2 separate regions of the Homo sapiens genome follow, and region 1 is linked to region 2. The links are chromatin loops, found by intact Hi-C in ENCODE. Cell type or tissue: Caco-2. All regions are shown on one strand. Each heading gives the region's core, and the rest is flanking DNA. Links, peaks and the distances in the headings are about the cores only. Region 1 has its middle 20 kb from the start of STEAP1B-AS1. Region 2 has its middle 53 kb from the start of IL6.

Evidence for each region. A loop is a pair of places that touch in the nucleus more often than their neighbours do. Peaks named below come from ENCODE experiments on the same cell type or tissue, not always from the same donor. Only the 100,000 strongest peaks of a DNase experiment are listed, where the experiment ranks them.
Region 1: a loop joins it to region 2, with 3 times the contacts of the local background. A loop is called at or near these places in 8 of 110 quality-filtered maps.

The regions. Positions count from the first base shown.
Region 1 is chr7:22,580,364-22,585,749 of GRCh38, forward strand. No RefSeq gene overlaps it. Among named protein-coding and RNA genes, the nearest start is that of STEAP1B-AS1, 20 kb to the left of the region's middle. RefSeq lists an enhancer at 2,783-3,357. In Caco-2, for the core only: no CTCF peak of the experiment used is centred there; a DNase peak (open chromatin) is centred at 3,058.
Region 2 is chr7:22,671,242-22,676,627 of GRCh38, forward strand. No RefSeq gene overlaps it. Among named protein-coding and RNA genes, the nearest start is that of IL6, 53 kb to the right of the region's middle. In Caco-2, for the core only: no CTCF peak of the experiment used is centred there; DNase peaks (open chromatin) are centred at 808 and 2,250.

The DNA of each region.
Region 1 (5,386 bases), core at 122-5,121, 91 kb before region 2:
TCACTGTTTCTTAAACATGAGTAATGAAGTAACCCTTTAAATGGAAAAATATTATAAATCATTAGTGTGGACAAATCATTTTAATTATGTTTCTTTAAGATAAATGAAGTATAAATGCTGTATATGCATAGCTGTTATGCAAATCTAAGAGTAAATCTAATGTAGGAATTAAATACAAACTAAACTACAAAACTAACAAAATGAAAATTATCAATATTAATTCAGAGTAATGGTTGATGTTATTTGCTGCCACTAACTTGTTGATGTTTGGTTTAATAGTAGAAAATAAACTGATGTATTTAGTTTTACTTGTTGCAAATGTTGGCCGTTGGAACTATTATTATTATTGAGACAGGGTCTCTCTCTTTCACCCAGGCTGGGTGCAGTGGCACAATCAGGGCTCAATGAAGTCCCTATCTCCTCGGCTCAAGAGATTCTCCCATCTCAGCCTCCTGAGTAGCTGGGACCACAGGGACATGCCACCACGCTGGGCTAATTTTTTTATTTTTTATAGAGACAGAGTCTGACTCTGTTGCCCAGGCTGGTTTTGAACTGCTGGGCTCAAGCAATTCTCCCGCCTCGGCCTCCCAAAGTGCTGGGATTACAAGTGTGAGCCACCACACCTGGCCCTGGAACCATTATTGTTACTGTAATTATTGTTTTTCTTTTTAACAAACAAAGCTTTTTTAAAGCAATAGATCCATTATCTTGAAAGGCCAATTAGCACACTCCAAAATACAGTATTGAAATTTAAAAATGCTGTTTAACAAAAGAAAATTTTTTGTTTTTCACTATAGCGTTTACTGCTAATTGATCATTGCTAATTTGTGTATATGAAGACAGGATTTCATCACAAAACCACTGACTGAATTTGTACCTCCAGCCAGCTCTGCAGTCTTTGCGGCTTCATGTAGAGATGTTCCTAGCCATTCATTCTCCCACTGCCTTTCTCTGTGCAATGACCACAAAACCTCAGCATGTGTATTGTAATAGAATGTGGGTTTCCTTGGTATTAACATGACCATATGTTCAATGTAAATGCCCCTCTAAAACTGTATGGGGGACTTCAGTAAAAGGAGGTGGTCAAGATGTTGCCGGAAAAAGGGGTCCCCATCTAGAGGCCAGGAGAGGGTTCTTGGATCTTGCACAGAAAAGAATTCAGGGTGAATCTCAAACCACAATGAAATAAGCAAGTTTATTAGAAACTACTCTGTTATTGAGTAGCACATCCTCAGAAAGCAGGACGAAAAACGTGCCGTCCTTTGTTAGTGTCTCTATTTATAAGAAACTATAGAGCTATAATTAAACTTAGAATGTACAGATGTGCTCACTGAAGGTAGGGGTTATTGGTGCTATCAATGACCATTAATTCTTCAACCTAAGCCTGCCCATTAACATTATATTTAAGAAAAGTGGGCTGTACTCTTAGGACATCTGGACATTCTGTAGGCCTGGTGGGAGATGTTCTGTGTGGCCATAATATTCTGCAATTAGAAGAGCAGTCAGCTTACAATGTGACTATTTGCAGACCATAAGCATTCACTTTATAGGTGCTTTGTGAGTGCCTAGCTACGAGCTTTAAGATTGGGTCGCTCTAGTCACGTTTTGTTAAACTAAAAGCCTAGTAATCAGACACTCCTCTAATGCAGGGATTCTAGAAAGTATTTTTATTACTTTAATAGTATTATAAATAGGAAAACACATTTTAGATTTTTATAGATTTAATGGGCTCTGGGGATATGCCAGAAGGCTCCAGGTTGAGAAGTGGTGCACACGTTAATATTCAGGTCATCTGAACTGATGTACAACCTCAAGAACGATCAACCCAATGTGAGTACAGCCAGATTAGTGCATCATGGAGCCCCAGCATGGGACATCTATCTGGTTTAGAAAGAACATGAATAAGGAAATGTAAAACATATATATATATATAGCTGATAACATATAAAACATATATATGGCTAATAACATATAAAACATATATATATAGCTAATAACAATAATCAGCACTTGTCTACAGTAGCTGCTTAACATGAGGCATTGTGTTAAGCGATTGATAAATATTATGTATGATTAAAATATGTAGTTCATTTACCAGCTACCACAGAGATATCCAACAGAATAACAGAATTCCAACTCGATCACTTAAAAAAAACACACACACACAGGAAGGCAATTTGTTTCTAATTTAACAGCATTAGATCTAATGCTCCAAACAGAAATCTCTGAGGAGGAATTCGTTGTGGAGCAAATGGGGTTGCTGAGTGCAGAGGCCAATAACTATGGCACTGGCTTTTGAGAAAAGAAAGGCTTCATTGCAAAACCTGCCAGCAAAAAGACAGGGGTTGGGTTCAAATCTATCTCCTTGATTTGGGGTCTGGGGCAAGTTTATGGGCCTGAAGGGCAAGGGAAAAAGGATTTGGGAATGTTGGTTTGGTCTGATTGGAGGGCTTCAAATTTGGCCATTTACGGTAAGGTATGTTGAGGCAGACTTTAGCCCCAGATCTTCCAGGCCAATGGACCCCTCCTTCTGAAAGCGTTCTGGTGCGTTCTGGTGTGTTCTGGTGTTCATGTTCTGGTCATGGTCTGGTCCTCCTGGTTCTGAGTGGAGGAATCATTGGTTCTGGGTGTTGTTAGAGGTCAAAGCTTTTTCTATAGCACATGCCCAGGTTATATGACTTGCAGTTTTTTGGCTCTGTTATACCTACAAGGTAACTCGACACTTTTGTTATCAACAAAGCAGGCTCAGTTTGGGCTGGTCCCACAATTACAAAATTTCCTGCCCATTTCCCAGACCCAATCTCTCCTTGAGTTCCAGACTTGAATATCAAGACATATTTCAAATTTACAACATCAGTGATAGAAGTTGTCCAAAGATGGTTGTTAACAACTCTTTCCCTCCCTGCTTCTCGCATCAGGCAGTGAAGCCTTTCTCCCCTTCCTTTGAATAGGGTCTGGCCGTAGTGACTTGCTTGACCAATAAAACACAGCAGAAGTCGCTTTGTGCACTTGTTAGGCTAGGTCATAGGAATGTTTGGAACTTCCACCTGACTTTCTTGGAATGCAACTGCTTGGGACACTCCCTCTTGGAACTCAGCCACTCCTCTGTAAGAAGGCCAAGCAACATATGTTGGCACTGCTGTGGATGGCCGTTGCTCAGCTCCCAGCAGAGAGCCAGTAGTAACAAGAGCCATATAAGTGAGCCCCAGATGTCTCACTGTAACTGCAAGAGAAAAACAGAATCACCCAGCTAAGCCCAGTCAACCTACAGAAAGATGAAAGATAATACATTGCAGCTTTAAGTCACTCACTGTTGGGGTGGTTTTTTAGGCAGCAATAGGACACTATAAGAGTGGCCAGACCAAGTCCTTCACTTCCCCTCACAAAACTTGCTCCTCACTCTGCTGTGTATGCCACCTTAGGAAAAAACTTCAGCTTGATCAGGTCAAAAATCTTGGAGTCATCCTTTATCTTTTCTTTTACTCAAATGTCACATCCACTCCATTAGCAAATTCTGTTGGCCCAACATCCCAGTCATATCCTGAATTTCTCCATTTATTACTCCTTGTGTGACCCCACCATCTTGGCCCTCCTGGGAACTCATGCAGTGACTGAGGATGCACAACTAACCAGGACAGACCCAGAGAAATGAATGGGAGAGCTCTCAAACTCCATCTGGTACAAGGATTCATGTTCCTTTGAAGTTGGTCCTTTGCTCTGCAGATACTTGGACTTCAAGGGTGTGTTACAGGGATGAAGTTGTTTGCAGTAAACATGGATGCACCAACAGAACCTGTTCCCAAGTTTCTGATGGAAGCCAGAGGCTCCACACAGGGATGTGCTTCAAATGCATATCCCTTGGTTAGCTTCACATGCTAACCAAGATTGCTTTGCCCCCATACCACAAAGATTCTGTGTTGGAGTCAAAGAGCTGTAACTCTGTAAGTACTTCAAAGCATTTCAAAAACCCTAAAGGGCAGTGTGTATGTATATTTACCCAGCACAGTGAAGGCAAAAACCACACTCGTGAATATTTTTAGCATTTGGGGCTGTCAGAAGAGCTGGGCCCTTGGCTAAATATATCCAGGCAGTTTCCCTACATTACTAGCAGGGTTTGTTTTCAATTCCTATTTCCTTCAAACAGCAGTCATATTGAAGGAAATAAGCACTGTAATAATAAATACCTCTTTCTGCATCATAAGTTATTATGGAAGTTTTTCCTATGTTTATTTTCTCTATAATTCCTATAAATAATAGGAATAAATAAAAAATAAAAGTGCCTATAAATCGTGCTCCTAATATGAATTTTTATTGGTAGGATCTTCTGTGAAGATTCAGAGATGTGGGCCACCAGTTAACATAAGAAGTAGATGCAATTTCTTACAACCATTAACTAAGTCCTCTTTATACTTCATACATGTGTTAGCTAATTGAACTCTCTAACTAAACGCTGATCTATCACTATCTTTTTCAGAAAGAATGAGAATCATCTAAGGTATCTCAATGATTAATTACAAATGACAATATCTAACACACATTAAATGCTCAGTGTGATGAGTGTTTTACATGCAATATATCACTGAATTCTCAAAACAACTTTGTCAGGTAAACCCTATTATTTTTATTGTATAGAAAAAAATAAACTTTCTCTGTATGTTCACATTCAACACACTTCTGTGAGCAGGTATGTGGGTTTTTTCCCCACACATTCAATTCTCCTGTGGACATCAATTGGATGTCCTAAAATTCCATTCAATTCTGATTTTAATCAGAGTTGGCATAGACCTCACCAGTTAATGACTTAATCCCACAAGACTGTTCCCCATTTCAGATGCCAATCACAAGTCCTAGGTGTCACCTGTACTTCTGATGGACTGGCTATTAATCAGAGTTGTCACAACACCCTCCTCAGGTTTGAATATTTGCTAGGAAGGGTCACAGAACACAGAGGAGCACTAACTTACCATTACCAGTTTATTGTGTTAAAAAATAGGATAAAGGATATAGATGAACAGCCAGATGAAGAAATACAGAGGGTGAGGTCCAAAAGGGGCCGGGTGCAGGAGCTTCTGTCCTCGTGGAATTGAAATGCACCATGCTCCCAGCTTCTGTGTATGCTTCCCAACCCGGAAGCTCCCTGAAACTCATAGTTGAGGGATTTTTATATAGGAATGACCAATTAGTAACTCAATCTCCAGGCCCTCTTTCCTCCCTGGAGGATAGAAAATGGGGCTGAAAATTCCAACCTTCTAATCATGGCTTAATCTTTCTGATGACCAGCCCCCTTCTAGGAGTCTAGCAAGAGTTGTCTTATTCGAACAAAAGAAGCTCCTATTACCCAGAAAATTCCAAAGAATTAGAAGCTTTGTGTCAGGAATCAGGATCA
Region 2 (5,386 bases), core at 231-5,230:
GCCACACTATCTTAATTAGGCTATGACCTCTTGTTGGAGCAGGAGTTGCAGGCAAGCCTTCAAAAAGGCCATGCTGCACCACCTGGGCTTTCTCAAGAAACTCTGCTCGGGAGGAGAGGACCTGGCAATCTGGATATGCAAATGCAGAGCAAAGCGTGACTCAAGGGCATCAGTGCAGCTTCCCAGAGGTGCCCAAGCAGAGCAGGGGTGCCATGTTGAGGATGAGTGCATGCTGTTATTTCAGCATACAAGTCAGTTCGGGTCGCATCACATCCATGTCCCTCTCTCACCCTCACACACACAGCAAGTGCACTTGCTCCATGTATCAGCCTTCTTTCTCTTGCCCACAGCTGTCCTGCAGAAGTTGATATATTGACCCACATTCCAGAATCCTGAGGAAGCCTAGCCCAACTTCTTGAAAGCCAGCACCAAAATACTCTTATTTGTATATTAAATGAGAGAATCAAAATTCCAGTATGCTTTGTCTGATGAAAAAGATGCAGGGAAGTGAAGCTCCATGTAAACAATTACCCAAGTTCAGAAAGGCATGATTTGGCCAAGCAGATATGAATCATTATAAAAGCAAGACTTCTAGTTTTACTTGAAGAGTTAAAGATGTGTGTTTATTTCCTCCAAACCTACTTAAAGGACATTACAAAAACAAATTTTAAGAAAAAATAACACTAAGCAGCCAAGGCAGTCTGCCTGTAGGACTCCAGCCACCAGAGTGGGCAGAGTGCAATACCAGCAAAAAACAGGATTAGGGGATAGGGTCAAACTGGAATGAGGAAACATGTCCACACACATCCACACCAATATTGCCCATGTTGTCAACCTTTTGGAGGCTCAGCTTCAGAATGCTTGGAAGGCAAGTTTCTGTCCTTTAGGCAAGAGATTAGACAACTCCCCTCAGGGGAAACTAAATATCAAAGGGAAACCTGCCTTTGCACATTTAAAGTTCTTCCAATGGAAAAAAATGGGAGACCTGCCAGATCACCCTTCAGAGAAGCCCAGCAGCTAATGAAATCCCCCTAAATAAGGCTTCCAATCAACATTTTAGTGCCTCTCCCTTAAAAATAAGTGACCAGTGCTGGGTGGGGTGGCACAAGCTGGTAATCCCAGCTACTAGGGAGGCTGAGGTGGGAACATTCCTTGAGCCCAGGAGTTTGAGTCCAGCCTGGGCAACAAAGTGAGACTCCCATCTGTAAAAAATAACTAAAAAACAAAAATAAATAAGTGGCCAAGATATTTGTGAAAAGCAACTCTCTTGAAGGAAACTAACAGAAATAAGAAATTCAGAAGAAATAAACAAGGAGATAAAAAAATGTTTTCAGGTAATATTAATGTCCTCAGAGAGATAGAAGATATATTCATGAAACAAGACATCATTTTTAAAAAGAGAGCTCTTGGGAATTCTAAATGTGATAGCAGAGATTAAAAGCTCAATGAAAGGGTTAAATAATAAACTTGAGGAAATCTCACAGGAAGTATAAGATAGAGACAAAGAGATTGAAAAGGGAAAGAAGATTTTTTTAAAAACAGGATCCATCCAGGAAGGCCAATACCCAGAAGGAGAGAATAAAGAAAACAGAATGAGAGAAAGAGAGAGAAATATAATCCTGATACACAATGCAGCTCAAATGTAGTTAGGGCTGACATAATTTAGCACATCATAGAATGTCGAGGTCTCAGCCAACAGTGGCAAAACCAGAAAACCAACAAAATTTACAATGCAGAGTCCTCAACAGGCTCAGGAACTGGCAGTTTCAGATAGTGCTTCTGAAACTGAAGGTTACGGTGAAAGAAACCAATCTAGGATGGGCTGGGTAAAAGCTGTGTGAGAAGCAATCAGAGCCTTCATTCCCCTCTCTGCTCCACATCACTGAGTATGTCCTCTTCCCCTCCCCCATACAAGATGGCAGGTTTATTCTTTGAAGGAATCCTTCCTGACCGGAGGTCAATTGGCACAGCGGTTGATTTGAGAACAGTAACACAAACCATAAAATGGTGAGACCCGCAGCCCTTCTTCCCCAGCTCTGTTTCCCCAATTGGCCATCAGAACAGTGACAGCATACTTGTAACCTTGGCAGGAGATTAGAAAGGTTTCTTTCTGAGGAATCTGACCAGTCCATGAAAAAAGGTCAGAAAATACTGAAGCAAAAAAGTTTCCTAAAACAAACAGTGCTTCCAGCTCACCCTACAGTGAAGCTCAAAGTCAACAAGCCTTGCCTGCAAGTTGAGAGCATCCAATCCACTTTTTAGTCCTCTAATCCTGAACAAACATCCAAGGGTGCCAGATGTCTAAGGAAAGCCCAGGGCAAGAAAACTGGAGAACAAAACAAATAGATAAAAGCAATTCGGAGGAAATAAAATACACAGTGACTAAAACTTTAAAAGTATCATGAATACCCTCAGGGAAATAAGAGACAATGACATACCTTTGAAACAAGAGTAGGAAACTATAAAAAGGAACCTAGGACCAGAAAATAGAATTGAGGCATTCTAGAAAGGTGAGTAAAATGACAGAGGGGAAAACAAAAACAAGAAAATGAAGATATTAGAGAACCAATCCAGGGGTCTGAATATCTGATTAACAAGAGTTTCCAAACAAGGGAGAAGAAAGCCAACGAGAGGAAATCGTCAGTAAAATTATTCAAGCAAATTTCTCAGAAGTGAAAGACTTAAGTTTCCAGATTTCCTGAAGGGGCCACTGAGGGCCCAGAATAATCCAGGCAGATTATTGTGAAATTTCACAACACTGGGGACTAAGGGAAGATCCTTTTTAACCTGATTACTGGAGGATGTTCTCCCCCAAAATAAGAGAGTAAACCAAAAAAGAAGAGATGAGGAATCCAACTTGGGAGAAAAATCTAGAGAATTCCAAGGTCCACAGTGAAGGAAAGACTCAAGATAGATGACAGCTCTGCAACAGCCTGGAGAGCATTCAACTCAGAAGAGGAAAGGGATCGGGGGTGGGGTGGGGAGTGGGCTATCCTAAGAGAAAAAAAGAAAGTGATAAACCATCCAATGTTGGTGTCTATTAGAAGGTGCGTCTGCTAGAAGAGGTACAAAGAAAATTAGGCAAATAGGAAAAAAGGCAACAATTTCAGGAAAAACTAGAAAAGGCAACCATAGTTCACAGTGCTCAACTGGAAATTGTATTTGCATAAAAAGTTAGGTAAATACAGAAGTTTAATCAAAAATTGTATTATCTTGGGAGGGTGGGGCATGGGAACAATAAGGAAGGATAGTATAAGAGTTGGATGTTCATCTATCATAACAGATGATTATGTCTAAAAGTCACCATTGCAAACAGTATATCTAGGCATATCATTTAGAAGTACTGAGATGTATATGCAAGAAGAAATGGCTAAAAGAATCAAAAGTAGTTGCCTCTAGGAAGAAGCAACGAAAGAGTGTGAAGAGTGATACAGGGAACCATTGTAATTTCTTTAATACTATTTAACAATACTTTTATTTTTATTTATTTATTTATTATTTTTATAGAAACAGGGTCTTGCCATCTTGCCCAGGCTGGTCTCAAACTCCTGGGCTCAAACAAGTCTCCTGCCTCAGCCTCCCGAAGTGTTGGGGTTACAGGCATGAGCCACTATGCCTGGCTTAACTTTTTCAAAAACTAAAATTAAAAAAAAAAAATTCTTTTAGAGACAAAGTCTCACTGTGTTGCCCAGGCTGAAGTACAGTGGAGTGATCACAGCTCACTGCAGCCTTGAACTCCTCGGCTCAAGCAATCCTTTTGCCTCAGCCTCCCAAGTAGCTAGGACTGCAGGCATGAGCCACCAAGCCCAGCTAATATATTTTTTATTTTTAGGGATGAGATCTCACTATGTTGCCCAGGTTGGTCACAAACTCCTGGCCTCAAGCAATCCTCCCACCTTAGCCTCCAGAGTCACTGGAATAACAGACATGAAGCACCATGCCTTTTTAAATGATGTGCATGTATACCTTTGATTAAAATGTTTTTTTTTTTTCAAAAAGAGACAATAAAACAAATATAAAGGATGTTAGTTCTTAACTAACTCAACTTATCAACTCCTCCAGATAAGGGGTCTTATTCCCCTTCTTCTCAGCATCTGGCACAGAGAGGCACTCAACAAATGTTTGCTGTTTAATTGATTGCTTTATTGATTAATTGAAACAAGCAGTCAAAAATATTCATAGGTTTCTTGAGCTACACTGATAGAAAATTCTAGGAAAAAAATTAATAGCTAACACTCTTTAAACATCTACTATTTGACATCCTCTGTTCTAAGTGCTGGGCATTTATCATATTGCTAAATCCTCAAAACAATCTCACGAGGAAGATACTGACATTGTTCCTGTTTTATCAACAAAGAAACTGAAGGACAATGAGGTTGTATAACTCATTCCAAGTCACACAGCCAGGAAGTATCAAAGCTGGGTCTAGGCCAGGTGCGGTGGCTCATGCTTGTAATCCCAGCACTTTGGGAGGCCGAGGTGGGTGGATTGCCTGAGCTCAGGAGTTTGAGACCAGCCTGGGCAATATGGTGATGCCTCATCTCTACTAAATTAGCCGGGCGTGGTGGTAGGTGCCTGTAATCCCAGCTACTCAGGAGGCTGAGGCAGGAGAATTGCTTGAACCCAGGAGGTGGAGGTTGCAGTGAGCCGAGAACACGCCACTAACACTCCAGCCTGGGCAACAGAGCGAGACTCTGTCTCACCAAAAAAACCAAAAACAAACAAAAAACAGCTAGGCCTAAACCCAGGCTGGCTGACTCTGAAGTCTCTACTCTTGACTGATGAGCTTTATAATCAAGAAGGAGGTGTCCTGTGGTCACGCCACAACTGGAATATTATGTTCTGTTTTGAACACACACACACACACACACACACACACACACTTCAGAAGTGGAATGTAATCACAGGAAGTTGAACAGGATGTGAGGAGATCAAAAACCATAACAGTGGGTGTGAGGAATGGTTTTTAGATGAAAACAGTCTAATCATGCTTGAAGAGGGCTGATAAAGAACAGGGATTGGATTTGTTTTTTATGACCCAAGTAGTAAAACCAGAATCAACAGTAGAGATTAGTTGGGGCTATATTTCAGTTTAAGGAAGAAATTTTCCACAGTTCCATAGGACATCAAGTGCTTTGGAAATAGTTTCATTACTGAAAATCATAAGCCCATCAACCTCCAGGCTCGGAAGAAACTAAGGAATTTCATCCAGTCACCCTCAGGATGCTTGGATCACCTTTATAGCACACTCCTAAAAGGTCTTCTCAAACATCCCAGGGACAAAGAATACACCAGAGATGGCACACTCTTTTCTTTTTTAATCAGAGTTACCTGTGCACATAGTTGAGTCAAATCTGTAAGATTCATTAAGAAAAGCAGAAGTCCT